2 separate regions of the Homo sapiens genome follow, and region 1 is linked to region 2. Evidence: chromatin loops called from intact Hi-C (ENCODE). Cell type or tissue: prostate gland. All regions are shown on one strand. Links, peaks and the distances in the headings refer to the core of each region. The heading gives the core; the rest is flanking DNA. Region 1 has its middle 11 kb from the start of LAMC3. Region 2 overlaps EXOSC2 (exosome component 2).

Evidence for each region. Peaks named below come from ENCODE experiments on the same cell type or tissue, not always from the same donor. Only the 100,000 strongest peaks of a DNase experiment are listed, where the experiment ranks them.
Region 1: it touches region 2 in a loop (5-fold over the local background); 46 of 110 quality-filtered maps call a loop at or near these places.

What each region holds. Positions count from the first base shown.
Region 1 is chr9:130,997,103-131,000,004 of GRCh38, reverse strand. No RefSeq gene overlaps it. Among named protein-coding and RNA genes, the nearest start is that of LAMC3, 11 kb to the left of the region's middle. RefSeq lists an enhancer at 1,404-1,453 and a silencer at 1,564-1,623. In prostate gland, for the core only: a CTCF peak has its summit at 1,501 (motif pointing right); a DNase peak (open chromatin) is centred at 1,516.
Region 2 is chr9:130,699,631-130,702,532 of GRCh38, reverse strand. EXOSC2 (exosome component 2) reads right to left here. Exons shown (of 9, transcript NM_014285.7): 6 at 1,598-1,666; 7 at 223-399. Among named protein-coding and RNA genes, the nearest start is that of EXOSC2, 7.3 kb to the right of the region's middle. In prostate gland, for the core only: a CTCF peak has its summit at 1,295 (motif pointing left); a DNase peak (open chromatin) is centred at 1,272; H3K27ac peaks cover 740 bases.

The sequences.
Region 1 (2,902 bases), core at 239-2,738, 300 kb before region 2:
CCTTCCTGTTGGATATACACAAGCACATGGCAAGTGCTTGGCTCAGAGCTCAGCATGGAGTAAGTGCTCCATAAATTGTTATTGCTATAATTCCCACAAGATCCTGCTCTCTATGAGCCCATGGTCTGGTTAGAGAGGAAAAGCGTTCATTAAAAAATAGTCTGATTGGCCAGAAGTGGTAGCTTATGCCTGTAATCTCAACACTTTGGGAAGCCGAGGCTGGTGGACTGCTTGAGCCCAGGAGTTCAAGACCAGCCTGGGCAACATAGTGGAATCCTATCTCTACAAAAAATACAAAAATTAGCCAGGCATGGTGGTGCACACCTGTAGTCCTAGCTACTGAGGAGGCTGAGGTGGGAAGATCACTTGAGCCTGGAAGGTAGAGGCTCCAGTGAGCTGTGGTCATGCCACTGCACTCCAGCCTGAGCAACAGAGTGAGATTCTGTCTCAAAAAAAAAAAAAAAAAAAAGAAGAAGAAGAAAAAGAAAAGAAAAGAAGGAAGGAAGGAAAGAAAGACAGAGAGAAAGAGAAAGAAGAAAAGAAGAAGGAGGAGAAGGAGAGGGAGGGAAGAAGAAAGAAAGGAAAGAAAGAAAAGAAAAAGAAAGAAAGGAAAGGAAGGAAGGAAAAGAATGAAAGAAAGAAAGTCTTTTTTCTAACTAAAGAAAAGAAGGGAACAGCCAGATGACATTCCAAGGCTCGTTTGAACCTGTTTTATAAGACTGAGTTGTGGTCATTTGTCCCTCGGCAAACGTACTGTTACCCACTGTTGAACTTCTCCTGTCTTGGGCTCACAGTCAGTGAGGCAGAGGCGTGATATGCATAGGTCTGGACGCTGCAACGAGACACATGCAACAAGACAGTGCCTGGAACGGGTGCAAGGAGGGTGGGGTGGCTCGTTCTGCCTGGAACTGGAGGATGCTTCCCAGAAGAAGCAGCATTTAGGCTGAGCTGTAAAGGATGAGTAGAGGAAAGGGCGTCCCAGGCAGGAGCACGCGCAAAGGCCCAGAGGCGTGCACAAGCAGGGGAGGTCGGCATGTGTTTGCAGTGTTGGGTAGGGAGCTGGTCCTGTGGGGTGAGGCTGGAGCAGGGCACAGAGGCCAGAGGATGTGGGCCTCTCGGCAGTGGCAGTTTGTCCTGCGAGGGTCTGCAGGGGCTGGAGGTTGTGAGCCCCTGGGGGACAAGGACCACGTGTGTCCCGGCCTGGTGTCCCCGTGGCCTGCACTGAGCGGTGTTCAGGAGCATTTCTGGAATGAATGAGACCCCCGCGGCCGGCAAAGACGGATCCTTTAGGGGCTGGGCTAGAGATGAGGGCTCCTTCAAGAGGCATCAACTGGGTGCTCACTGACCTCGCCCAGCCCTGGCAGCAGCCCTTGAAGGGACCGTCCTGCCTGGGCTGGTGATCTCATTTGCGGAGGTCTCCCAGCAACCTCGTGCCTTCTGCCTTCCCAGCTTCTCCTCCCAGCTCTCACCGTCCAGCTGCTCAAGTTCACCCGGGACCAACCACCAGGTGGCGATGTTGGCCACAATACGGGGACGGGCCCCTCTCTGGCCCCTGGTGGCCTAGGACACCCCGGGCCATTGCTGCACAGGGCAGGGGAGCTGACCAGCGCCGTGGAGGGGGGCGCGGAGCTCCATCGGACAAAGCTCCTTCCCGAGGCTGCTTTCTGGGTGAGTGGCACAAGCACGTCTCAGGCCCCGAGAGCAAGAGGCTCTGCCGTCTGACCCCCGCTAGCCCTTCCCCAGCCGCTCGGGGCCCCAGCGCTGAGTGTGGAGCAGCCAGGTTTATGGGGAGCCCAAAGGGGGAAGGAGGGGCTCAGAGTGGGGGTGACTCCCAGGAACACACAGCGGGAGTGGGCAGACCCAGGGCCAGAGCCAGGTCTCCCTCCATCCCACTGCTGAGGACAAACTCCCCGGGCCCCCATCCTGAGGCCCCTCAGCCTCCATGGGGCGGCCGGTGGGCACTGGCCTCTCAGACTGACCGCTGTGTTCAGACAGCGTGAGTAGAAGGGATGGCACTGTGGGTGGGGTGGCTAAACATCCCCTGCTTCCCTGTGGCCTGGGATCCGATAAGATGGGCCTATAAAGATGGTTGGATCCAGGGCACAGGCTGTACAAATGGGGAAACTGAGGCCCAGGGAAGAGAAGCAGTTTGTTGGGGACACATTCAAGGCAGGATGTGACCGGGTCTCTCCTATCCCTGTGGTCAGCTCCTCCTAGGATAGGGTTCGGGGAGGGTCTACAGAATTCAGGAAGCAAAGTATCCTCCCCGGGCATCGGGGTGTCTGTGCACCCACAAAAAAGTCTCAGAATAACCCCCCAAATCTGGGCAACAAGGGGACAATAAACACCTGCACTGCCGGAAAGGGCTGGGAAGGAGCCAGGAGAACTGAGGAAGCCAGTCTTTGGGTGAGGGCTGCCAGCTCTCCATCAGGGGAAGGTTCTGAGTGGCACCTTCTGGTAGGGCCCCACACCCTGGCAAGACATCTGACCCCTGAAGCCGGGGGTCCCCTCTTTACACACATGACCAGAAACCCACAGAAGCCACAGGCTGCATGGCCTCAGTTTCCCTGCAGCCTGGAGCTTTGGGGCCCCTCTCCAGATCCCCAACCTCCAACCCCTCTCCCTGACACCTGGTGGCAGCCCCTGCATCCCTCCCCCAAGTGGAGCCCTGCTGCCACCTAAGTACCTCCCACCATGTCATTTGAGGTCCCCTGCTGGTACTAGTTCCTAGGGTCCGTAAGTGGCACCTGTGTCACACTGGCCTTGACCCACTGGTGGGTGTGCCTGGACAGGCGGCTTTGGTCCTGTGCCCTACCCCAGGATCACCTGTGTCTGGGATTGCTCTGGGAGCAGGGACCCCTGAATATTTCCTTCAGGGGTTCAGGGAGCTGTCCTTAGCACC
Region 2 (2,902 bases), core at 253-2,752:
CAACTTTGCCACCTCCACCAACAAACACCAAACCATTCACTGAATTCATCTCCTTAGAAGAGAAGATAATATGGGCTTCATGAACATACCGTGATGGAAAGTCAAAGTGACTCAGCCTACACCAGTAACATAGCTAAAAACAACCAACTTCACTGGCCACAAAAACACAGCAAAGACTGAGCCCCCTCCATCCCACTGAAAATGGCCACAGTGTTTGCTCACCTCCAGGTTTGCAATGAAGCCCCCTGCTTCCTCTTCTTTGTGCTCAGGTGTTGGGTAAATCCAGATGAAGCCGTTGTTACCGAGAATCACTGAGGCACCACATGGCAAATCATGAAAGTGGGTCTTCTGCCGTTTCACCAGGGAGGGGGAAACCTGGACCAAAACCCCCTGACCTAGCTAAAGAAATATATCACGAAGCTAGGTCACTGCAAGATTGGCGGGATGAATGAAAAGGAGACTACAGAATATACATCCTAAGTATATTCAAATTGGTGTCCTTCCTGTTTATAATTGCTGTCGCCTACATGCATACACATAGTACACATTTTTGCAGAGAACGCTTTGGGACTCAGAGGCTATTCATACATCCCAGCAGAAGGTGACCTTCAATACTCTTCTCTGTCATTTCCCTTTGCAGTCTTCCTTGCACTCTAAGCCAGAACTCATGTGCCAGACATTAGAGAAGCTGAAGCCAATGAGGAAGTGAGCTGGAGCCTCCTGCTGGCCCAGGAGCACTGCGTTGTTCCATGACCCTAGCTCATACCTGAACCCCAAACACTCATCTTGCCTGTGAGATGTGTGCCTCTGGGTAGGTAAGGAGATGGGTGGAGCTGGGTGCAAATCCATGTCTGGTCCTGGCAGGACAGCTCAAGTCCACGTCCTGCCAAGGAAGAGTCCGCAGGACCCAGGGTTGTGAAAGTCAGCATACTGCAGCAGTCCTCTGCCTACTCCATGTACATCAACGTGGCTGTCTGCAGCCACTCCATTAAGGGAAGAGGTTTTTGTTCCACTCAGAAAATAAAAACGTTCACCCAGATAAAGCTAAGAGACTAGTAAATCCTAATTTGTTTTAGGAAGTATGCTCTCCTTAAAATAGTAAATAGCTTCAATAATGCAACCTCGTACAAGAAAAGCAGTGAAATTCCATTTAGAGGCTCAGATGACAGAGCAAGCTTTGCCAGCAATAACATCCACTGGACTGATTGGACGTTTGTCTAAGGGCTGTTTAACCAGACCCAGCCTGCCTTTGTTCCCAGGACAGCCTCAGCCCCAGTGCTGAGCTGCAGCGCCCCCTGGAGGAAGAGAGACAGCTGCACCTCCCAGCCCACAGTTGGAGGGGCTCTTCTGGTGAAAGTCAGTCTCCTTGGAGAAAAAGGATAAAACTTGTTCTTTACAAGGCTACTGACCCATGACCCTGTGAACCCTGACCGTCCTGATGTTACGTTTAAGGAACACGATCAGTTTGTGGGATGCCAGCCTCTATTAATGCTTAGCTACTGGGGTTCTTTAGGCCAGAATTCCAGAGAGCTATGGGGATTCAAAAATAGCCTTGTAGTCTCAGTCAGCAAACAGGAACATCAAGAGCCCGACTTACTTTTCCATATTTCAGGCTCCTCGTGTGCAAAGAGACAGCTCCGTCAGAGAACACTGCCTGGACCTCAGCCTGGCCAGGGTGATGAAGGAACAAACAGCAGCCTTGGCCACACACTGTCCTGTCCTCTGCAGCCTCTCCCCTTGACCCCACACCTCCATCTTTTCCTCCCCTCTCCAATGGTCCAGGCTCAACAATCTTTGACCCAGAGCACATCACTGTGACCTTACCTCTCCCCTTGGTTGTCATGAATATCTTTTTTTTAAAAATACAGACAGAAGGCCAGGTGCGGTGGCTCACACCTGTAATCCCAGCACTTTGGGAGGCTGAGGCAGGTCGATCACCTGAGGTCAGGAGTTCTAGACCAGCCTGACCAACATGGAGAAACCCCGTCTCTACTAAAAGTACAAAATTAGTCGGGCATAGTGGCGCATGCCTGTAATCCCAGCTACTCAGGAGGCTGAGGCAGGAGAATCGCTTGAACCCGGGAGGCAGAGGTTGCAGTGAGCCGAGATCCCACCATTGCACTCCAGCCTGGGCAACAAGAGTGAAACTCCGTCTCAAAAAAATAAATAAATAAATAAATAAATAAATAAATAAATAAATAAAATAAAGACAGAGGCCAGGCATGGTGGCTCATGCCCGTAATCCCAGCACTTTGGGAGGCCGAGGTGGGCAGATCACCTGAGGTCAGGAGTTTGAGACCAGCCTGGCCAATATGGTGAAACCTGTCTCTACTAAAAATACAAAAATTAGCCAGGCATGACGCACGCCGGTAATCCTAGCTATTTGGGAGGCTAAGGCAGAATTGCTTGAATCCAAGAGGCGGACGTTGCAGTGAGCCGAGATCGCGCCACTGCACTCCAGTCTGGGCAACAGAGCAAGACTCCGTCATTAAAAAAAAAGAAAAATTTAAAAAATAACATAAAATAGAGACAGAGTCTTGTTCTGTCACCCAAGCTGGAATGCAGTGGTGTGATCATAGCTTACTGTAGCCTTGAGCTCCTGGGCTCAAGCAACCCTCTGGCCCCAGCCTCCTGAGTAGCTAGGACTACAGGCATGTGCCACCACGCCCGGCTAATTCTTTTTTAATTTTTTTGTAGAGAGGGGGGTCTTGCTATGTTGCCCAGGCTGGTCTTGAACTCTTAGGCTCAAGCAGTCCTCCCTCCTTGGCCTTCCAAAGCGCTGGGATTACAGGCATGAGTCACCACACTCGGCCTGTCATTAATATCTTGACGTGAACAACACCTTCTCCACTCCCTGCGCTAAAAGTTAACACCATTAACAAAAGCCTAGTCTAAAGCACAG